2 separate regions of the Homo sapiens genome follow, and region 2 is linked to region 1. Evidence: read pairs that join two places in POLR2A ChIA-PET (ENCODE). Cell type or tissue: CD4-positive, alpha-beta T cell. All regions are shown on one strand. Links, peaks and the distances in the headings refer to the core of each region. The heading gives the core; the rest is flanking DNA. Region 1 has its middle 5.9 kb from the start of MTRF1. Region 2 overlaps NAA16 (N-alpha-acetyltransferase 16, NatA auxiliary subunit).

Region 1 (5,384 bases), core at 185-5,184:
CCATCTCTTCTAAAAAAATACAAAAAAATTAGCCGGGCGTGGTGGCAGGCGCCTGTAGTCCCAGCTACTTGGGAGGCTGAGGCAGGAGAATGGTGTGAACCTGGGAGGCAGAGTTTGCAGTGAGCTGAGATCAGGGGCCACTGCACTCCAGCCTGGCCAACAGAGCGAGACTCTGTCTCAAAAAAAAAAAAAAAAAAAAACAAATTTCCCTGTGTCAGATTTTTTTTCTCTTTTTTGTGGCATTTTGTTTGTTAATATCAGGATTCAAATAAAGTACATAGATTGCAATTGGTTGTTATATTGTTGGTTTATTTTAATCTTTAGATTCTCCTTTTCTTCTTTTTTTTTCCTTGCAATGTATTTGTTGAAGAAACTGGATCCTTAGCCCTGAGGAGTTTCACACAGTTAAGATTTTTCTAGACTTGTGGTATATAATGTGTCCTTTGTTCCCTGTATCTCCTGTAAACTGGTCTAGAAACTTGATCAAATTCAGGTTTAAATTGTTTTTGGCAAAACTACTTCATAGCTGTGGTTATGCTCTGTGGTTATGTGTACTTTGCTTATGGGAGTCTCTTAAAAGTTATGTCTTTTAAAATATTAGAAGCTCTTCATTGCCTAGATCCATTTTTTCACTAGGTGTGGCAAAATGGTGATATTTTATTACTCATTCTTCATTGATTAGCTAGAACCTCTCAGCTATTGATTGTCTTTGCTTTGTCATTTTTAAAAGGAAAAATAAAAACTTTTCTAAAGTAAAAAAGTGATAAAAAGCCAGGCGCTGTGGCTCACACCTGTAATCCCAGCACTTTAGGGAGCCAAGGTGGGAAGATTGCTTGAACTCAGGAGTTTGAGACCAGCCTAGGCAACATGGCAAGACCTCACCTCTACAAATAAAAAAATTAGCCAGGTGTGGTTCTGTGTGCCTCTGGTCCCAGCTACTTTGGAGGCTGAAATGGGAAGACCACTTCAGCCTGGGAGGTCAAGGTTGTACTGAGCTGTGATTCACCACTGCATTCCAGCCTGGGTGACAGAGTGAGAAACTGTTGAAAAAAAAAAATGGCGATCAAATTAAAAAGCTTGCTTTCTGAACAATTTCTAGGATTTCTAATTTTTATTTTAATCTTATTATTATTATTTGTATTTTTGTAAAGAAGGGGTTTCATCATGTTGCCCAGCATCTTCAAACCGGTTGGCATCAGCTATTCCACTGAAATTCAGGCTCTGAAAACCATATTAAGCAATTCTTAAACAAATTTCTTATTATTCTAACATCAGAGATCCTATCTATAAGAGCAATGGGGATGTAAATTAATCCTTAAACAAAAGCCTTATAATTCTAACATCAGAAATGCTATTGATTCAGGAATTAAGAAGAAATCACTTAGGCAGATAGTAATGGTATGGGAGTAACCACACACCATTTCATATTTGACAATGCTTCCTGTGTAATTTTTATACCAAATAAGCCAAATTATGTCATTTTTGGACTTTAGGGAAACCAATATCTTAAAGGATTAATTAGATCAAAAAAAGACTTAATTTATAATTTGATTTTAGAAAGTTTGTCAAATATCGAAGGTTTAAAAACATTTGATATCACAGATCATCGTAAGTCATTCTCGGGAGGCTGAGGAAGGAGAATTACTTGAACCTGGGAGGTGAAGATTGCAGCAAGCTGAGATCACGTCACTGCACTCTAGCCTGGGTGACAGAGCAAGACTCTGTCTCAAAAAAAAATGAAAGAAAAGAAAAAGAAAACATTTCCTTTAGACCTTTAAGAAAACATTTTAGCATCAGGCTACAACAAACAGAACTCAAGGGGAAACAAAACTTATATGAGCTGAAAATGAATTGAAGAAGAGTGTTCCTATTTCACGTCCTTTAAAAGGGGAGAGAAAACCAAAAACAAGATGCAATAAAAGTTGAACTTTCTGTTAAGAAAACTATAATCTCCTGTAATTTATTGAGTAAATCAATCCCTTAAGAAAATTAATATTATTGTTCTAATTATTTAGTGTATAAGTGTTTTCTTTTTTTACATCAAGCCCAATCCCTGGAGAGACCATTATAATTTCTCATTAATTTTAGATAACTTGATCATATAAAAGTTTTCAGTTTTTTTCTTATAAATCCTATTCTTGTGACTTACACAGACCATTCATGACATGCTTGGACTTTCTGGTTTGACGTGACCATCCCTTTTTTTTTTTTTTTAAAACCAGTCATTTTAGTCTAGAACTAAATTTACCATACAAGATTGTTTCTTATATAAAATTATTTCTCTTTAAGCTTTCTTACCAAAAACAAAACCTCTTTATTTTTATAACTTCCTTTACATCTCTCTTATTTCCTGGTTCCTTTTACCTTGTTTTTTTTTTTTGGTTTTTTTTTTTTTTTTTGAGATGGAGTTTTACTCTTTTCACCTAGACTGGAGTGCAATGGCTTGATCTCGGCTCACTGCAACCTCTGCCTCTCGAGTTCAAGCAATTTTCCTGCCTCAGCTTCCCAAGTAGCTGGGATTACAGGTGTGCGCCACCACACCCAGGTAATTTTTGTATTTTTAGTAGAGACAGGGTTTCACCATGTTGGCCAGGCTGGTCTTGAATTCCTGACCATGTGATCTGCCTGCCTTGGCTTCCCAAAGTACTGGGATTACAGGAATGAGCAACCACGCCCAGCCCTTTTACCTTATTTTGTACAAAACCTTTAAATAAGCTTTCAATTAGACAAAAATTGTTCACTTTTTTAAAAAGGACACACTTTATTATTAGAATGTTTTCCTACAATATATTTTTGTTAGAAAATACCCAAATAACAAAATATCTATTATTTAATTTAATATAATTTTATATTCTAAATTATGAGTTTTTCTACATTTATCCCATTACATTTACCTAATTATTTTATTTTAATCATTTACCTATTTTAGTTATGAAAACTATGATAGTCATGATTTAAAGTTATGAAACTGCCATTGCAAAATTATAACTGGGACAGTGAAAAAGATCTGACCTAACTGACTCCATCTTGCTTCTAACCTCCAGGCTGTCCTTGTTCATTCCTGAGCGTAGGCCAAACTAACTTTGGGAGGAACTTAGTTTATAGTTTAGCTTTGAAACAAAGATAACAGTCCTTTCCCAAAACAAACTTTACTGCCTGTGGACTAGACTGCCTAAAGCCACAAGATTAGAAATTATAGTAATCTTACTAAATTTAAGATGTAGCTATTTCCATTAAACCAATATCAATGTCTTGTTTATTAAAAATTACATAAGCAAAGTTTATTCTATCTTGGGCTGGGTTTATAGTTTTGTAACCCCTATGCAAAATTTTGAAACTTTATAGTATTTGGTTAGGATAATTATGAAATTTCTTGATTAATAAATGCAAACAAAAATTTATGTTGGCAATTTTTATGACATTTCTAACATTACCAATAATTTTAAAACTAGCTTATTTATTAAAGATTTTACTTAAGTTATGTAAACTTGAAAAAGCATTTAACTAGTCTTTTTTCCTGATTAAAATATTTGATTCACATATTTTTATTTTCTTCAGTTAATTAATTAGAGCTCTTTTAGACATTTTCAGTAGTGAAACATTGTGTACATAACACATAAATACATAGACATATTAGGGATGCTGATAGAAGTACATCTTACAGATTCATGAACAGCTTTTTTTCTCTTATACTTTCAAATTCTTGATAACCTGTCTCACTACCCTAGGCAGTTGTTAGCTAAATAGCTTTAAATTTGCATATTGAAGGAAACAACTTAGGTGAAAATCAAACAGCAAAATTTACATGATAAGGTACAGAGAGAAAAAGTCTGACATGCTAGAGAAAAATTAAAATGAATGTAATTGCTAATTAAACATAAAACTATATAAATTATAAAGGCTTTTTATTATTTTTTATTTTTTAATTTAATTTTTTTTTGAGACGAAATTTCACTCTCGTTGCCCAGGTTGGAGTGCAATGGTGTGATCTCAGCTCACTGTAACCTCTGCCTCCCTGGTTCAAGCTATTCTGCCTCAGCCTCTCAAGTAGCTGGGATTACAGGCATGCGCCACCATGCCCGGCTAATTTTTTGGATTTTTAGTAGAGATGGGGTTTCACCATGTCGGCCAGGCTGGTCTCGAACTCCTGACCTCAGGTCATCCACCCGCTTTGGCCTCCCAAAGTGCTGGGATTCTAGGTGTGAGCCACTGCTGCCAGCCCAAAGGCCTTTTAAATACACACACACACACACACACACACACACACACACACACCCCATATAGCTTTTACTTCAAAGCTTTAGATATGAGATAAATACAAATTCACTGGCTTGCAAAAAACCTGTTGGATCCAAACAGTGGTTTTTATTTTAATAGACAAATAACAGCAGATTCAAAGCAGGCAGAAAAGAAAATAGAAAAGAGAACTTAGGAACTCTAGAGTTTGCAGGTTGACCTTAGGGCTCTTTTCCCTTAATGTAAATGTGCACAAAGACCATACTACTTCCATTTTACATAAACTCTGGCAAGTATAGAAGCCATGAAACCTACAGAATGCTCAAAAGGGGGTCATTCTCCTTGCTTTCTCCTCATTCTTAGAGTATTTGTTTCCCACTTTTTTTCTTAAAAGGAGGAACTGAGCTGTGGCCTAGGGTTTTTGTGTAGTGGATCGATGTGTGCTGCTTGTGGGCATGACAACACAGTGTGCCACCATTGAGTCGTTTCCATCGTCTTTCATGTTTTAGTTTCTCTCTCCAGAGGTCTAAGATCTCCGAGAGGGCTTAAAACACCTGGTGATCAGCCCTTATGTGCATTTCCTGGATGAGCCTGTTTAAAAATTAATTTTTGTTTGGGATTTTCCAGTAGGGCCGCTGCACATCACAGGGGTCAACCCACAAGACACTCTCACAAGGCCCCTGGTCACCCAGGGGTGCCATTCTGCTGGGAGGAGCAAAAGCCCTTTTTCTTTGGAACTGAGAAAACTCAGTCTCCTGTTAACCTGTGAAAACAACCGTTCATTTCCTCATGCAAATGCACACAGACAAGCTGAATTGAGATCAACTTGAGGAGAAAAAGGAATAGAGAAGACCCTTTAGAAAGCAGCTCTGAACTAGAATCAGGATCCTTAAACAACAACTTCCTAGGAGAAAAAAACAAAAAACACAGCCAAGACCACTTCCTGTAAACTGTGCTCAGCCACCCCTAACTTTGTAGCTCTCATCTGCCATTACACATGCCACAGTCAAATCCTCTCACAGTACAAAGTAATCTCTGGTACCCCCAAAACCAAAGAGATCAGGTCATGTAAAACAGACCTTGAAAAACAGAGCTTGAGACCTAAGAACAATCTGCTCATGACTCTTGAAACTTTACAAAGAAAACAG
Region 2 (5,384 bases), core at 269-5,268, 84 kb after region 1:
CGGAGTCTCGCTCTGTCCCCCAGGCTGGAGTGCAGTGGTGTGATCTCGGCTCACTGCAAGCTCCACCTCCCGGGTTCACGCCATTCTCCTGCTTCAGCCTCCGGAGTAGCTGGGACTACAGGCGCCCGCCACCATACCTGGCTAAGTTTTTTTGTATTTTTTAGTAGAGATGGGGTTTCACCGTGTTAGCCAGGATGGTCTCGATCTCCTGACCTCATGATCCACCCGCCTCGGCCTCCCAAAGTGCTGGGATTACAGGCTTGAGCCACCGCGCCCTGCCAGTTTTTTTTTGTTTTTTTTTTTTGTTTGTTTGTTTTTTTTAAGATAAGAGTTTCACTCCCGTTGCCCAGGCTGGAGCACAATGGCGCAATCTTGGTTCACTGCAATCTCCACCTCCTGGGCTCAAGCGATTCTCCTGCCTTAGCCTCCCAAGTAGCTGGGACTCCAGGCACGGGCCACTACACCCAGCTAACTTTTGTTGTATTTTTTTGTAGAGATGGGGTTTTACCATGTTGCCCAGGCTGGTCTTGGGCTCCTGGGCTTAAGTGATCTGCCTGCCTCAGCCCCCGAAAGTGCTGTGGGATTATTATAGGCATGAGCCACTGCACCCAGCCCCAAAATGTTTGAAGGCTCTAAGAAGAGGTGTACATTGATTTGGGACTTCCATATTCACTGTTAGAAAGTACTTGTTTTTTAGCCATTAGTTTGTGAGTGTCAGGCTCTTAAGTGAAGACGTTCAATGAGTCAACATCCAGGTTTGCCTAGGCTGGTACACTTTGATTCCATTGAAGTTGGACATCAGTGCTCGTGTGCTTTGAATATGAATATTTGTATTTTCATAAAGTTGGGGAAAATAATACGTAAAGCATTGGTGTGTGTTTTAATTAAATAATAAAGTTTGTAAAGTACTTGGTTTGAATATGTTCAAGAAATGGTAATTTTCCCTTACTCTCTAAATTAGATGGTAAGTCCCACCCTTCTCACACCTCATCTCTGTAGTTACTTTTATTTTATTGTCATTGTTCTTGGACAGTTTACCTCTGTAACTAGCCCCTTCAGCACCAAAATTATCACTAGTAATTGTGCTTATATCAGAACCTAATTCAGCAATTTTGGTCCTTGCTGGTAAAGTAGTGTACTTAATTTAGTAACTTTCATATTGCAGTGACATTTTAAACCTGTGATTTGTCTCTTCATTGCGAAAAAAATGTGTATCGGTTATGATGTTGTGGGACTTTGTCTTTAAGGTTAATGAAGAGTTCTTTTAACTCTTACATAAGAAAAGCTGGTCACCAAGGACATACTTTAGGAAATTATAACAGTTATGGTATTATCTTAGGTTAGATTTTATTAACAAAGATAAAAAGCTTCTTCCATCTTGATCTAATGTAGCTGTTAGAAGAAAGTAAACCAGGAGAAGGTGGCTGAACTTGGAAAATTTTTCACATTGTAAGAAAAATGTGGGGCCATAAAATTTAAGGTGGCCATTTATGTTTTTGTTGCGATCTCAGATACTTAAGTGGATTGGCTTTCTTGACTTTAAAATAATGGAGGCAAAACACCATTTTAAAGAAGAATAGCTATTACATATTAATTTGTCATATTACACACTACCTAATTAAATATAAATGGTAAGTAAACTTGAGCGAAATAAGTCTTATACTTGAGTAAAACTTCTTAGATTAACTTTCATAGAAAATTTAGAAAATTGTTCACTTAATTACTGAATGAGAAGTAACCATAAGGCCAGGGCTGGTGGCTCATGCGTGTAATCCTAGCACTTTAGGAGGCTAAGGTGGGCAGATCGCTTGCGCTCAGGAGTTTGAGACCAGCCCGGGCAACAGGGCAAAACCCCGTCTCTACAAAAAATACAAAAATTAGCCAGGTGTGGTGGTGCATGCCTGTAGTCCCAGCTACTCAGGAGGCTGAGGCAGGAGGATGGCTTGAGCCTGGGAGGTGGAGGTTGCAGGCAGCCGAGTTCACACCACTGCACTCCAGCTTGGGTGAGAGAGTGAGACCCCGTCTCAAAAAATAAAAATAAAGTAACTATAAATTTTGGCTTGGCACAGTGGCTCATGCCTGTAATCTCAGCACTTTGGGAGGCCTAGGTGGGCGGGTCACCTGAGGTCAGGAGTTGGAGACCAGCCTGGCCAACATGACGAAACCCCCTCCCTACTAAAAATACAAAAATTAGCCAGGCATGGTGGTGCACACCTTTAGTTCCAGCTACTCAGGAGGCTGAGGCAGGAGAATTGCTTGAACCTGGGAGGCAGAGGTTGCAGTGAGCTGAGATCACACCACTGTACTCCAGCCTAGGCAACAGAGTGAGACTTGGTCTCAAAAAAACAAAAATTTATGTATATATAAAATATATTCAAGAAGTATGCCTAATGAACCGCAACGGTCAGTCCCCTTTGTTGTTTTTTTAAATGTAGGAGATATCCTATGAATTTTCCATTACCTTTTTTCCCCCGTAATCAGATCTTGTTTTGAAGTTCTGAATCTGGAGATCTGTTTTATTCAGAAGTATTTATATTCTTTTATGAAGGATTATATGTAACTTCAGTGTATGTTTTGTGGTACCCTTTATTGTTAAAACTGACTTCTTTAAAAATAGGTTTCACCCCTTCATCTCTACTAAAAATAGAAAAATTAGCCGGGTGTGGTGGCGGGTGCCTGTAATCCCAGCTGCTCAGGAGGCTAAGGCAGAGAATTGCTTGAACCCAAGAGGCGGAGGTTGCGGTGAGCAGAGATCGCGCCACTGCATTCCAGCCTGGTGACAGAGCGAGACTCCATCTCAAAACAAAACAAAACAAAACAAAACATAGGTTTCACCCTAGAGATGCATAAACGTCCGCCCTTTTAAAAGCCACCTCTGGTTGCAGTTTTAGCAACTACCAGTAGATGGCGCAAGTTCCTGAAAAAAAATTATTTGCCTTTATAAGTTTAACAACTTGAGTACTAAATTTCTAAGTTTGTAAAAAAGGTTTTTAAGTTACAGATATTCTAGGTGAGATTGGTGGAGAGGTTATGGTGGATTAAAAATGTCTGTTAACTTTAATTTTGCTTAAAAAAAAGTCTTTGCAATTTTTTTTTTTATCAGTGGTTCTCAAACTCTTAATTGTGTATCAGAATTTACAGACGGCTTGTTAAAAACAGACTGTACAGGCCAGGCATGGTGGCTCACACCTGTAATCCCAGCACTTTGGTAGGTGGAGGCGGGAGGATTGCTTGAGCCCAGGAGTTCCAGACAAGCCTAGGCAATGTAGTGAGACTTTGTCTCTTAAAAAAAAAAAAAAAAATTATCAGGGCATGGTAATACATGCCTGTAGTCTTAGTTGCTTGGGAGGCTGAGGTGGGACAATTGCTTGAGCACAGGAGTTCAAGGCTACAGTGAGCGACTATCACACCACTGCACTCCAGCCTAGGTGACAGAGGGCGACCCTGTCTCTTACACACACACACACACACACACACACACACACACCCCAAAACAGATTGTACAGAATATTTCTAACAAATTGCCACATGATGGTGACACTAATGTTTAACAGTATTATTAATGATCTGAAGATAACACTTTCAGAACCATTGTTTTTAAATTAAACAATCTTTGTTTTTTAAAAAAGAAAACACAAAGAATGTACCCATTTTCTACTACCCTAATGTCTGGTCATATTTTCATTGAGTATGTGGTGTCTGTACATACATGTTTTAGTGAAGTCATAGTATGTGTAAATTTTTTTCACATTCTGCTTTTTCTCTTATTTACACATGTTCCTTACTGTTAATGTATAGTCCTACCTTATTTCCACATTGTCCATTGAACTTTACTAGAGATCCTGCCGTATACTGCAGCATCATGTGAGAAAGCTATCATGTAGGCCTGAAAAGTGTTACAGTTTGGCCTTGTGTTTTGACTAGTGTCTAGGATGATCAGTGGTTTCATGGACACTGTCCTGTGTCTTTGTGGCATGAGGAGTAATCCGGATTCAAAATAAAGCTAATTAAATTATACCTTCTTATATTAAATGGTATGCGTGAAGAGGTTTCTTTTGTAGCCATATATGCAAAAATCTGTTGAGTTTGTGACACATGACCACTTCAGTGTGAGGGGAACCATAGTGAATTTTGGTTAGTTTGTAAAGAGGCGTAGGGAAATAAGAGAAATATAATTGTTTTTCTGAAAATAAAGATGTCAAAGCCCCAGTTTTCACAAAACAATGAAGAAATATTCCTTTTAAAATATAGAACGCTTCATGAATGTGTGTGTCATCCTTTCACAGGCGCCATGCCAATCTCTTACTGTTCCAATTTTGGTATACGTGCTGCTGAAGTGAGCACCAGACCTTATTTTGTAGTAGGTAGATAAGTAAATTGGTTAAGAAACCCCGTAATTATAGTAAGTACAATACAATTATTATATTGTAGGATTGCTAACAATAATAAGCAAAAGAGTCATTTTTAATTTCACTTATTTTCAAACCTTGAATCATTTCACTTTTTTGCAATGCATGACATTTTAGAAAATCTGAATATTTATATAATGTGTCCCTTATAGGAGTGGTCCATTTTTTTTTTTTTTTTTTTGTCTTGTGAGTGGTCCATATATATAGCAATGTCCATTATTTTGTGTTTTTTTCCACCCCTTCTCCAAAGCGGGGAAATACTCATGTTAGGAATGGGGACAAAGCAGATACCCTAGTCTTTTAATTAATTTATAGTTCTGAAATAAGCTGTATATTTTCCAAATGTAATTTAAACCATAATAGGTAAAAATACCTTCAAGAAGATATTTTTAAATTTTAAAAATATGTTTCTTTAACAGGTTTCTATAATCCAGGAACTTGTTACTAATTATGAAGCCTCTCTTAAAACGTGTGACTTTTTTAGCCCATATGGTAAGTTTAAATTAGATTGAATTGGAATTTGATTACTCATTTCATTTTTAATCACAGTAATGCTCTTTTATGTATATTATGTGTGTGCTACCTAATGGCTACTTAATAAATGGCTTTCAAATTGGTGAATGAAATGAGAGCACTTTCAATCTTACTTAATTTAAATTTTCCATAATCCTATGAGATGGGAGTTAACCTTGTGCGGTTTTTTTGTTTGTTTGTTTGTTTTTTGAGACGGAGTCTCATCCTGTCACCCAGGCTGGAGTACAATGGCACAGTCTTGGCTCACTGCAACCTCCGCCTCCTGGGTTCAACTGATGCTCCTGCCTTAGCCTTCTGAGTAGCTGGGATTACAGGCGCCTGCCACCACTCCTGCCTAAGTGTTGTATTTTTAGTAGAGATGGGGTTTCACCATGTTGGCCAGGCTGGTCTCGAATACCTGACCTCGTGATCCACCCGCCTCAGCCTCCCAAAGTGCTGGGA

Evidence for each region. Peaks named below come from ENCODE experiments on the same cell type or tissue, not always from the same donor. Only the 100,000 strongest peaks of a DNase experiment are listed, where the experiment ranks them.
Region 2: POLR2A ChIA-PET joins it to region 1 with 10 read pairs; 3 of 35 experiments call an interaction of 5 or more read pairs at or near these places.

Annotation. Positions count from the first base shown.
Region 1 is chr13:41,266,818-41,272,201 of GRCh38, forward strand. It overlaps a transcript of MTRF1 not described here. Among named protein-coding and RNA genes, the nearest start is that of MTRF1, 5.9 kb to the left of the region's middle. In CD4-positive, alpha-beta T cell, for the core only: no CTCF peak of the experiment used is centred there; no DNase peak of the experiment used is centred there; H3K27ac peaks cover 767 bases.
Region 2 is chr13:41,350,316-41,355,699 of GRCh38, forward strand. It overlaps NAA16 (N-alpha-acetyltransferase 16, NatA auxiliary subunit), which reads left to right. Exons shown (of 20, transcript NM_024561.5): 10 at 4,829-4,901. It also overlaps the pseudogene RNU6-57P. Among named protein-coding and RNA genes, the nearest start is that of NAA16, 42 kb to the left of the region's middle. In CD4-positive, alpha-beta T cell, for the core only: a CTCF peak has its summit at 2,896 (motif pointing right); a DNase peak (open chromatin) is centred at 2,886; H3K27ac peaks cover 1,939 bases.